Linked DNA regions of Homo sapiens: region 1 is linked to region 2. A link is an interaction called in ENCODE POLR2A ChIA-PET data of the cell type or tissue named here. Cell type or tissue: GM12878. All regions are shown on one strand. Each heading gives the region's core, and the rest is flanking DNA. Links, peaks and the distances in the headings are about the cores only.

The links. Peaks named below come from ENCODE experiments on the same cell type or tissue, not always from the same donor. Only the 100,000 strongest peaks of a DNase experiment are listed, where the experiment ranks them.
Region 1: POLR2A ChIA-PET joins it to region 2 with 5 read pairs; 2 of 35 experiments call an interaction of 5 or more read pairs at or near these places.

What each region holds. Positions count from the first base shown.
Region 1 is chr9:131,577,187-131,581,186 of GRCh38, reverse strand. It overlaps RAPGEF1 (Rap guanine nucleotide exchange factor 1), which reads left to right. Exons shown (of 27, transcript NM_001377935.1): 26 at 796-924; 27 at 1,540-4,000. The coding sequence ends at 1,690. Among named protein-coding and RNA genes, the nearest start is that of PRRT1B, 34 kb to the right of the region's middle. RefSeq lists enhancers at 1,759-1,838, 2,039-2,168, 2,199-2,248. In GM12878, for the core only: no CTCF peak of the experiment used is centred there; DNase peaks (open chromatin) are centred at 2,026 and 2,246; H3K27ac peaks cover 1,307 bases.
Region 2 is chr9:131,638,557-131,646,914 of GRCh38, reverse strand. It overlaps RAPGEF1 (Rap guanine nucleotide exchange factor 1), which reads left to right. Exons shown (of 27, transcript NM_001377935.1): 4 at 3,498-3,676; 5 at 8,124-8,280. Among named protein-coding and RNA genes, the nearest start is that of PRRT1B, 97 kb to the right of the region's middle. In GM12878, for the core only: no CTCF peak of the experiment used is centred there; no DNase peak of the experiment used is centred there; H3K27ac peaks cover 2,408 bases.

The DNA of each region.
Region 1 (4,000 bases), core at 1-4,000, 64 kb after region 2:
CTTTTTTTTTTTCTTTTTTTGAGACAGAGTTACGTTCTTGTTACCCAGGCTGGAGTTCTTGTTACGTTCTTGTTACCCAGGCAGTGGCGCAATCTTGGCTCACTGCAACCTCCGCCTCCCAGGTTCAAGTGATTCTCCTGCCTCAGCCTCCCGAGTTGGGATGACAGGTGTGCACCACCATGCCCGGCTACTTTTTGTATTTTTAGTAGAGACAGGGTTTCACCATGTTGGCCAGGTTGATCTCAAACTCCTGACCTCAGGTGATCCTCCCACCTTGGCCTCCCAAAATGCTGGGATTACAGGTGTGAGCCACCACACCCAGCCTAGCTGTTCTCAAACTCTTGAGCTCAATCCTCCTGCCTTAGCCTCCTATAGTACTGGGATTACAGGTGTGAGCCATTGCACCCAGCCCACCACACCTGTTAATAAAAGGAGATCTCTGCCCCTGCCCCCTGGTTTGGGTTTTGTTATTTTTTTTTTTTACTGCTCATTTGTTAATGTTACTTTAGCAGCCCACAGCTTCGCCCTTATGGGTTGAGCCATGGCAGCCGCATCACCCTCAGGCTCCTCATCAGCATACTGGCTTCCGAGGTCCCCAGCAGGTGCTTGTGGAGCCAGAGGCCAGAGGCTGAGGCGGGAGTTTGTTCTGGGAAACAGACACCTCAGACTGGCTCTTTGGTTTGCTCTGGGGTTTGGAAGCTGCTCACTGCGAGTCCTAGCGCCTGACACATGTCTCTAGCCCTTGCTGCTTCCAAACCCCGTAGCAGTAACAGGCTGCCTAACCCGTCCTCCCAGGGGGCTGATCCTGCAGGACCTGACCTTCGTTCACCTGGGAAACCCAGACTACATCGACGGGAAAGTGAACTTCTCCAAGCGGTGGCAGCAGTTCAACATCCTCGACAGCATGCGCTGCTTCCAGCAGGCGTGAGTGCCACTGCCCCGGGGGGACCAGGCAGAGCTGAGCCCCGGGCCACACACAAGGAGAGACAGCCCGGGACACCGAGGGGAGGGGGAGCCACAGAGGACCCAGGGACCTGCCACTGCTGAGATATAGTCCGGGCCCTTCAGTTTCTGCCAGGATGACTTGAGAGCATGCCCACCAGGCTCCATGCCAGGCCTAGCCTGGCCCTGGGCCTGGACCCCGTGACAGCACAGCTCGTCCTCCCATTTTACACACCAGAAGCTGGTGCCCACCTTGCTGTGAGAAGGGCCTGACAAACCCTGGCCTGCCTGACTCTGAGGCACCAGAGCTCCCCCAGGGCGGGCCCTGGCATGCGTTGTTGGGGGCAGTGGGATCACCTGGGGCCCCCTCCCTGTGAGCAGCCCAGCCTCAGGGCCCTGTTTGTGCTCCATGTGCTGGTGGCACCGTCTCTGAGCACTGGTGTCCCCTCTGTCACATTGGTCAACGGTAGCCCCTGCAGCATCCGTTTGCTGCGAGGCTGTGGGGATGGTCCCCGCGGCACCTTCCAGGAGGGTGGCGCCATCGGGCCATCCAGCCCACACAGGTGCTCACTGACTGCTCCCCATCCCCTGCACCAGGCACTATGACATGCGGAGGAACGACGACATTATAAACTTCTTCAATGACTTCAGTGACCACCTGGCTGAGGAGGCCCTATGGGAACTGTCTCTGAAAATTAAACCCAGGAACATAACAAGGAGAAAAACAGACCGGGAAGAGAAGACCTAGGAGCAGACGCCGGGATCCAGGAGAATGCTCGAGGGGCGCAGAGGGCAGCTCCCAGACCGGAGAGGACCTTGGACCTGTTAGGCGCATGGCAGGAGTCCCGGCCTCGGAGCCATGAGGCTGGCCAGCCCTCAGCGGGGCCGGGCGGGAGCTGGAGCCTGCCAGCCGCTTCCTGCCTCCTTCCTCTGTGGGAGCAGACCCGTGGGCCTCAGGGCAGCCAGCAGGCAGGTCTTGTTGCCAATTTACAAACCGGTGGTTTTCTGGTTTGGTTTTGTTTTCTGCTTTTACTTCCATCTCTCCCCTCTTGACCTTCCACCCACTCCCCTCCAGGGAGAGAGCAGCAGAGACCTCATCAGCAGACCAAGGAAGTGGTGGGTGCTCCCCCTCCCTAAGCTCCAGGGTCCCTGAATCTTCTGAAATCTCAAATGAGTGGAGGCCTCCTGGGGTGGCCTGTCCTGCAGGGGCCCTGGAATGGGGGCAAGCAGCTGGGTGGGCAGAATGCAGAGTAGACTCGGGGGAGGATCCTTTCACTTTCCGCTTCCCCTTCTGATGCATGGAGGATGGTGTGAGCTTTTCAGCAGGCCCGGAAAGGTACGCAGGTGACGCCTTAGCAGCCCCGCAGCTGGTGCTCTGCCCCGCGGTACTGGCGCCATCAGGGCCTCCCTTGCCCGCCTGAGAGCAGCAGCAGTCTCTGTCATCCCGTCGCCCCTTACCCCCCACCCCAGGCCACTGGGCCCCTCCCACACCACCTGGGGAGCTGAGAAGAGGAGGCTGGAGTAAGGGAGGACTTGATCATCCAAGAAATACTTTTTATTGCTGGGAGTCTTCTGAACCTCACCAAACTGAGGCCAGAGCTGAGCTCCTGGGGGAGTTAATTCAGAGGGGAGAGGCCAGCACCTCCCTCCTCCATCGCTCGCTGTGTGCCTTAAACTCCATCTCATGTCCCTCCCCATCCCCTGGCTTTCCCTCCCTCCTTGCCCCATCCTGGGCCAGCCAGCAGGGCTCCTCCTCTGGCTCTTCAGACCTTTCAGCCAGTGCTGTCAGTGCCCCTGGGAGGGAAGGGCATCCCTGAGGCACCCGAATGGTCCCTCAGGGTGCAGGGAGGCAGAAGCCTGGCCACAGAGGAGCCTCCTAAGGCAGCAGCTGCAGCAAGCGCACCCTCTCCCCACTCTCCCCACGCCAGAGCGGCTTCCAGAGCAGATGCTGTTTCCATCCTCCTCGTCAAAACCATTCTCGCTGCTGAGCTTGACAATCTGGGCAAGGCTTGTGGGGCGCTTGACAAACAGAATCTGCCCTGTGCCGCCTGGTTCCGTGGCCTCCAGCATGAGCCTGCAGGCAGGGCGCTGCGGGAACCCAGTTGTGCTGCCCCAGCCCATGCCTCCGGGTCTGCTGTGCATGAATGAGTGCTCACTTGTCCCGGGTTTAGGACGTGGTCAAGTGAACAGCAGGGTCTAACTGTGCTTACTTAGCCCAGTTCAAACAGAACAAAGGAAAAATATAGAAAGCAACATCTGTTGATCATTTAGGTTTTTTTTTAAACCACCATGTCACTTTGAGTCCTTCATGGGTTTTTGAACAGCATTTATCAAGAAGAAAATGTGGGCTTTTTCCCCTCTCCCGTGTTTTGTTTGTCCTGTAGATAGAGGGAGGAAAGCCGTGCAGTGGCAGGCGGGACCCCCTCTGGTGGCGGGACCCCCTCTTGCGGTGGTCTTGCGGGGCCAGCCGGGACCTGTCACTTTATTATTTAAGGAGTGTGTGTGTAGAGTCGCTGGCTTATTAACAGTATTGTGTGTGGGTTGGGTTTTTAGTTTGTTCCTTCTTTTTGAAGTCCCTTCATTTCAATCCTTGACTCTCTCTCCCCTTCCCTTGCCCAGCTCTGTTGAATGCTGCTGTGCGCGTGTGAGGGCCGCTCTGCACACAGGGCCCTTGGGTTGTGTGAACTGAAATTCTCCCTGTATTTGTGAGACTCGCAGGAGTCCCCATCTGTAGCACAGGCAATGCCAGTGCCATGCTGCAGCCTCAGAAACCAGGCCTCTCACTCCAGCAGCAGGCAGAACCGTGTCTGTGGTCGGGTGCTGTCCACAGCTCTGTCTGCCTTGTTCTTGGGCTTGAGCTGGATAGAGGTGGGGTCTCTTCACCTTCCCTGAATTCAGAACAGACCCTGTGCCTGGCCCCAGTGTGCCCAGGCAATTCCCCAGGCCCTCACTGGGAGCCCTTGGTGTTCTGAGCAGCAGGGCCCAGGCAGCACATGAGCAGTGCCCAGGGGCTCCCTGCGTGAGGACGGCAAGGTGCGATGTATGTCTAACTTATTGA
Region 2 (8,358 bases), core at 2,153-6,152:
CCTGGTGGCAGGTGGTGATTTGGTGCTCTCATTGTAACCAATGTCTGTGTTCGACATGTCTTCTTGCTAGGCCTCACTGTTCTGGACTAATAGGAATAATGTTGCATTGCCATTTTTTTTTTAATCCTGCAATTCTAGTTTTTTATTATACTGATTGTGACTTGCCCTCCCCCTCACTCCCTGGCTTTACCCACATTTTCAGGGTACACTGTCCTATAGTGTGGAAATGAGGCTTATGTTGCTGTGGAGAGGGGAGGCACCCAGGCTGCAGATGGGACAAGGAGTGACAGAGCAAGTCGGGTGTCCCGGCTGCGGCACGGCTGTGGGGAGAGAACTGTCTGGAGAGGAGGGCCAGTTTTCCTCACCCTCTTCCCCGCCATCTCCTGTGGCAGCACATGGCTGTGGAGCCACAGCCTGGGCGTCAGAAATGAATATGGCCCACGGGGCAGGAAAGGCGATGGGGATTTTATGTCCATCTCTGCCATCGGGGTCTTAGTTTACTCGTTTGTTAAATGAGATCTTTTTGACCAGGGGATCTCAAGTAAACTTTTTAACTTCAGCACATTTCTGATCTGGTCTTTATTCTCCTCTCTATCTCTCCAGGCTCTGAACTCAGACAGACCAAGTTCAAATTCCATATCTGTCACTACAGCTGTGTGGCCTTAGGCAAGTTGCTTAACCTCCCCCACGTCCCACTAAGCCTCAGTTTCCCCACCTGTGAAATAATAGTATCCACTTCACAGGGTGGTTGTAACCTTTAAACAAAATAGCCTATATAAAATCCATAGCACAGTGGGTGCCTCCATGTCCCCGATGAGTGGTAGCTACGATCTGGCCTCTTTCTTCCCTTTCAGATGTTCCCATCCTAGGCCCTCTTTCTCTGCTTTATTACTGGCAGGTATATGGTCTCTGGTGTTGGTATAGTGCCTGTTAAATGTTGTGAACCACTTCATATGCTTTCTCATTCAGTCCCCCACAGTCACCTCTTTAGTTACACGGGGCAGATGTTATTCTCCCCATTTTGTGGGTGACAAGCCCAAAGCCCAGCAGTTGGCTTTGTCTCTAAGCCATCCCCAGACACGGACAGCCTCATTTAGTTTCCAGGCTTATGTGGACCAATGATGGCAATCCATCCCCCACAGCAGGAGGGGTGCGCAGGTGAACGCACCTGCCCTCGGGTTATGCAGCGAGGCAGCTTCAGCAAAGCCAAGGCATGGAGTCCCCAGTCCGAGCCAGTGCTGGATGTGGCTGTGTGGCTGTGAACTCTCACTGCTGGCTGCATTCACAAGGATCCCCAGCTTGACAGCTGAAAGGCTGGAGAATGCACAACACCCAGAGGCCATTAATTCTGGGAGTAGAATCTGAGTTCACGGAGGCAGCCTGGCTGTGCTACATTGTTGGCTCCTTTAGGAGGAGCCCAGGACAGCCTGACTCTTAAACAGCTGATTTGATCTCTCTGCAATGACAGAAAAACTCTCTGCTCTGAAGTGCCTTGCCACTTTCGAGTGCCTCCCATCTTCAGATTAGCCACTTTCTCCCTGTGTGACCTGATGACACATTTTCTTAAAATGTTTCCTGTTCCTCAGCAAGTTTCATCATTGCTGGTCTCTAACACTTTCTGATGTGCTAAGGTGGCAGTGTTACTGTCATAGTCCTCTTCTTGCCTGGTTGACCATGGCTTTAGGCACATCTGAGGTCTGTCGGCACTGCGACTCCTTCACACTCAGGTTCCTCCCTGCCCCGGGCAGATGACATGAAGCAGAGAGCTCTTGTCCACGAGGTGGAAAAGTAAGCGCCCAGCCTCTTGGAAACAGACCGTAAACAAATCTGTCAGGTAGTGAAAAGAGAAAAATAAAGCCAGGGTGCAGGACCCAGGGATGGGGATGAGGAAGGGCACTTCCCCCACCATGGGAGAATTGTGTCTTCTAGTCTGCAGGACACCTTGTGGGAAAGACTCAATGAAAGAAATGACTGGGTCTTTTGTGCATTGTCTGACTAAAGTAGCCATTTATATATTTTTCTTTTGACATTCCCATGAAATAAAAGCCTCTACTATTGAACATTTTTATATTTAAAATGATATTCTGCACCTTTTTTTAAACTTTATTTTTTTAATTGAGACGGTGTGTCACTATGTTGCCCAGGCTGGTCCTGACTCCTGGGCTGAAGTGATCTGCCCACCTTGGCCTCCCAAAGTGCTGGGATTATAGGTGTGAGCCACTTCACCTGGCCAATCGGCACTATTTTAGAAGAAAAGAGCTAGTATTCAGAATCATAAGCACTTTTTATTAATTTCTACCATTTGTTTGTCTGTATATTGTTTAAATCACCTTTTTCTAGAAATTATCTTCTTGCCCTCAGTTTTTATTTATATCCTCTAGACCTCTGAGATCCTGCAGGTGGCTGTTTGCCTCATACACACCCCTCTTAATTTGCACTAGACATGTAATCGACTACTTGAGTACACTGTCCATTTTGGGATTTATCCATTCTGTAGACTACTCTTTTTTTTTTTTTTTTTAAAGGACAGCCTCCCAAACCAGAACAGGTTCAGAGACTCCACTTCTGTAGATTACTCTTAGCCTCCTTTTCCTGCCAGCCAGCTGAGACCTGGATCATTGACATCAGGGCAAGTAGAGGGGAAGTTGGAGAGAAGAACAAAAGGGGTGTGTAGACCCACCAACTGGATCCAAGGCCTCCCACGGTCAGGGAGAAAAGCTTGGGGTTGTGGCTTAAACACTGGAAAGCGCAGGGCTCTGTATTTTCCCTTTCTCTCAGGTGGGCTTCTCTCAGGAGCAGAGGGACCATGAATGCTGCTAGCGCCCACTGCATGAGTCGTGATTGAATCTTGAGAATCACGGTCATCTGCTCTGGCTTCTCTGCCTTTTCTCCCCAGATTTCCTGCCCCTTCTAGCCCTGGGAGCTTCCAGGCCCTTGAGGAATAGCATATCATTTCCTTGAGTGGGGGCTTCAGTGGGGTGAACAATCTGGGAACCTAGTGAGGAGTCCTGAGGGAATGGGTTTCAGCCCCTCATGCCCTGGACCAGTCTTACACAGTCTTTCAGATCTTTGAAACAAAAGCCTGGAGCTTCTTGATGTGATTTACAGGATACAGATGTACCATGGGCCTTGACTGGTGCTTCTCCAAGTCATCAGCAAATTAGTCCTCACTCTAGTTAACAGGGTTAGTGGTGGTCTGTCAGTGTGGCTGATGAGGACAGACAGGAGGATAAGTGGTTTTCAAGACCTCAGGGTCTGGAAAGGGAATTCAGAAATTTCTGAATGAGCTATCTTGGTCCAAGCCCCCTTCTTCCTTCAGCTCTACCCTCTGTCTCCTGATTACAATCCTTAGAAAAATGATCTGGCTTGGTTTCTGTAGCAAGAGCCTTTCCATTCCTATCGATCTCAAGCTGGTTTAAAGAAAATGTTCCTTTATTTTTTCAAAATAGCTCCCTTTAATCTCTCTCCTCCTCCTTATGCCTAACGTCTCCTTTCAGAACCTGAGCTGGCTGGAGGAGAAAGAGAAGGAAGTTGTCAGTGCCCTGCGCTACTTTAAGACCATTGTGGACAAAATGGCAATTGATAAGAAGGTACTGGAGATGCTTCCAGGGTCAGCCAGCAAGGTGCTGGAGGCCATCTTACCCCTGGTGCAGAACGATCCTCGAATTCAGCACAGGTGAGTGGCTCTGAAGTCTTTGGCTGTGTCAGAACAATGGAAGCCTTAGAAGCATCTTGGTTTGGTGGCACTGGAAACTCAAGGTTCCTAGGAACAGTCAGGAAAAGGACTCCATCACCCCTCATCCTTCCCCTGACCACTCCCCCCACAACTATCCCGTGATGCCATCTCAGAGTTGAGGTCACTATTACTCCTGAAGCCCGGGACACATCTCTGCCATCCCTAGGGATGTGGCCACAGTGTAAGTTTGTGGTCATTGCAGAACTTAACTGCGTCAAGCCAGGACGCCTCCCGGACATGGAGCCTGGATTCACTGCGGGTGGGAGGAGCCTGTTTTGAATGAAACTTTTTGAGTTTCATTATCTGTCAGGTGGAAGCTACTGTTTCCACTCATCGCCAGAGGCCCAGACTGAAGAGCACCAGCAGGGCCTCCATCTGCATGAGTCTCTTCACAGACTTCACTGCCAGGGGCTGGATTGCAGGCTCACAAGCTAAGAGTTTTTTAGTACCTTAGACCTTGGGGGTTACACAGCAGCCTGGAGGCTGCACAGGGAGGCGAAGAAGCACAAGCTGGGAGAGAGAGAAGGGACCCTATGGACCAGCGCCGCTTTTGGGGTTATTGGGTCCAGGGCGGGCCTTATCCAAACAGGCCTCCTGCAGGGAGCTTTAATTGGTGGGTTTAAAGCAAGCAGGCACGTGTTCAGGAGGCGCAGCCTTTGACTAAGAGGTGGTTGCTTTAAGTTCTCAGGCAAATGGTCTGTTTAAAGGATCAGTAGGTAAGCCAGGAGCTAGCCTGCTGGCGGGCAAAGATGCCTGTAAGTTTCTGTCTCTGGCCACCAGCTAGAGCCAGTCGGGTAGGGTGTAGTATTAGGAACCTTGTCAAGGGTTCGTGAGCCCTGCTTCTGGTATGAGAAAGCTAAACATATTTTAAAACAGATGCCGAGGCAACATAAAATTACAAGCACTCGCTGCAGGGGACATGGAGCCGGCCTTTGCCCCAAGAAGCTTTTGTTGGGTAATACTTTTATTGCTGGAGTACATTTTCCTCTTAAAGGTTAGCTAGCAGCTTGTCCTGTATTTATTGTTAAATGTAAAAAGAAAAGCACTACCAAATGTAATCTGAAATGAAAGCCTAGCAGGAGCTTTTTCTTAAGAGGCTGGCACATGTTTTGTTTTTCTTCCATGGTACCTGTTCAGGATAAATGCTTCTCTGTCGCAATTCCGCAAGATGACTTAGTGTTCATTTAGCCCCATGAGGCTAAGCTTTTATGAACTGCTTTCAGAACTTGGCAATGAAGTTCATAGTTTTCTTCTTCTGGGGGATAAAGCAAATAGTGTCTTTATTTACAAGAAACTCTCTGCCCTGGGGCTTCCTCCCTGGAGTTTCAGCTGACGCGTGGAGACTGTGGTCTTTTGGCCAGAAGCTCGCTGGCGCTGGTTGGTGACGGGAAGGAGGCAGGGCATGCTTGTCTTCACTGTCTTTCCCAGAGTCAGTCCAGCTCCGGCTCTTAGAAGTGTTCGGTGCTGGGCTCCTAGGAGCGCATGTGCTGACGTCATGCCACAGCGAGATGTATGGATTCCCTCTTAGAACATGTTTTTGTGGACCTAGTCTCATGTGGTAGTCTCTGCCTTGGAATAGTTAAAGCCTAGTTGAAACAAATCAGCTCCCTCTGTTCTACGATAAAGCACTTATTTTACGGTACAGGGAGGAAGCTGTGTTGGAGTTTGAAGAAGGGAGAGTTACAGGGGTGTTGGAGTTGATCTGATGAAGCCTCTTGACTGAGTAGTTCCTGGAGCCCGACCTGAGGGAAAGCAGCAGTTGGATTGGCAGTGGGGGCAGGAGAACAAGAGCAAAGGAACTGAGGCCACTGGGCCTGGTGTATCCCGGGGAGGGGAGGGCGGCGACTCGGGCAGTCATGGGCAGAGGGTATATGTCCTAGAGCATGGACGAGAGGGGAACAGTGGGAAGAGGCGACTGATCACCCTGCACCCTCAGGCGCTAAGCCTCTTTGGGAGAGTCCAGGATAGCGTCCCCTGGACCCTCACACCCAGAGTGTATTGCTGCTAGAAGTGTTGCTTCCCAGAGCCAGGCTCTGCTTGGAGGTCACTTGCAAACCCTGGGTAAGAACTGATGAAGTCACATGGTAATGGCTGGGGGTATTTTTTGTCTATTGAGGGGTGGCTCTTAATTGACATTGAATGTCTATAACCATTTCCTAGAGGAGAAAATGGGAAGTGCCTGGGTGTGGCTGTAAGGACCCATGAAATATGGTTTGTTTTCTGGTAGTCCTTTGACTAATCCCATTGAAGGGGTTTTCCTTCTGAAATTCTTCCAGGCTAGTGGAGGTGGTTTTCTTGGTCTCCCACAGTGATTGGAAATACCTCCTCAGATGCTCCTTTTAGATGCTTTGCATTATCTCTTTCCTCCCTAAGTGCAGTTTGCGAGCTGGAAGGTCCTTTCTCGTTTCTTCCGTGGGGCAGGGAGTGGGGGGTCCTTGCAAACAGGCCCTTTGCCGCCCTCACCTCGGTTCCTGAGACAGTGATAGGCTGGCCTCCAACAAGCAGCTGGCTCTTAGCATGAGCTTTGAATGGAGGATTCCCGAGTGAGGCACGCAGAGGCCCATGTGAGAGCGAGAGTCACACTCGTCACATGCGGAGGGCTTTGCTCCATTGTGGAACTGAGCCAGCAGCTGGGCCTCAGATGGCATTTTTTATAGTCCTCAACTTTCCTTCCTTTCTTATGTCTTAGCCCCTTGACACAGGAATATTCTGCTTCCAAGCTAATGACGGGAAGGCTGGACATAATTCCAGCACCTTCCGGGAAACGTTAGCATCCAATGCAGGTAGAAAGGAAGTAGTGAATAAAAGTGTTTCCCCTCTTTCACCTCACTGTTACCAGCAGTGTGACAGTGAGATGCTTTCTCCGGTGGAATCCTCCTACAGCACATCAGGGGAAGGCAGCAGGCTTCTTTCAAGATGCCTCACCTGGCCTTGCCAGGAAGCAGAGCGAGGTCCAGCCCAGCCGTTAGAAGCACATTCCCCTGCAGGATCAGATCAGCTCTGGTCCAACCCCCGGAGAGACTGCAGGGTCTTTGTTTTCCCCTCTCCGTCCTCTTTCCTAAGAGAGTAGTTCCAACAACAAATACTTTTCATCCATATAATCTTCTAAAATACCCAATCCTGGCTTTCTCAGGGCTCCTTTAGGAATTTTGTTTGTTTGTTTCTAATGGACTTGAAAAGTTTGCTTTCATTCCTGCCGACCCTTTTCTCCTGTTGGAACATGCAGAGTGGAACGCCTGGCTAAATGGAAACTTTAGATCCTTGCAAAAATTGTTTCCTCCTTGCCTGATTCTGAAGAGCTTCTCATTAAAGCACTATTTGGTTCACATTTTTGTTCTAAATAGCTTTGTTTTTAGAACCTGTTTTAATCATATCTTACAATATTATATATTTTCCTCAAAGTTATATCTTTGGCTCCTAAATCTGCATCATTTTGGGGTGTTTTTTTGTTTTTTGTGTGTTTTTTTGGAGTAGAGGAGGTTGCAGCACATAAATTTTCTATATTGTTGCTCTTCCTCTGTGATAATTGTTTGAAATGGAAAAATAATCCTTTCCACAATTCCTAGGGAAAATTATCTTTAGTTATTTAAAAATACGTGAAAGATGTAAAAATTCTCCATTCGGCTGCTACTCTACAATCATTGAGGCACTCAGGGCTTCTGTCTGTGGGCGCTGGCATCACAGTGTAGCTGGTAGCGTGGTCTCTCTCTCACACACACACACACACACACACACACACACTCACCTGCGTTCCCATCCTCACATCCCCACCACCATCACAGGCCCCGTCACCCCTGATTTGCTATTCTCAAAATAGTCTTCATTCGTGCGCTCCTGACGTCTGTCTCATCGTTATAGTGCAGAAGATGATGAAGCTGGCCCCGTGACGGAGGAATTCTAATAAACTGCAGACCTGTTTTGAGCTCATGACTGTTAAAATTCCGCAAACCTGTCGGCTCCTTGTGGCACATCTAAAATAGATTTGATTCTAATTGCTAACAATCAGTATACACTGCTTGGACCTGGTCTAGTGATTAGCAGCTAGAAGGAGGGGAAGATGGGGCACTCCTTGAGAGATGTGATCAGAATCTTGTAGAAGGATGTGAAGTTTGAAAAAGCATCTTAACTATCGTGGTGGAATTTTTGTAATGTTACATTTGGGAAATGAAAAAAATTTTGAAACACAGATTAGAATATAAAGCTCCACAAAATCTTTGTTGGATGTATGGAAAAAGTCTCATGGGAGAAGTTTGCTTATTAAAAGGCAGTATGGATTTTGCACAAAGAAAGTTGGAGAAACACACCCTTGTCACCGAGAAGCTGGCTCTGTGCTAAGTGATGGTCATGCTTTAGATTTTCTTTTTTTCCATTCTTCTCTTCCCTGTAGCTCAGCCCTCTCTTCCTGCTATAGCCGAGTGTACCAAAGCCTCGCCAACCTCATTCGCTGGTCTGACCAAGTGATGCTGGAAGGCGTGAACTCAGAAGACAAGGAGATGGTGACGACTGTGAAGGGGGTCATCAAGGCTGTGCTGGATGGAGTGAAGGTACCGGTGCAGGTTCCAGACAGTCCCAGTCAGGGACTTAGAGCAGCCTGCCTGCTGGTGCTTGTCACATAAGAGCTT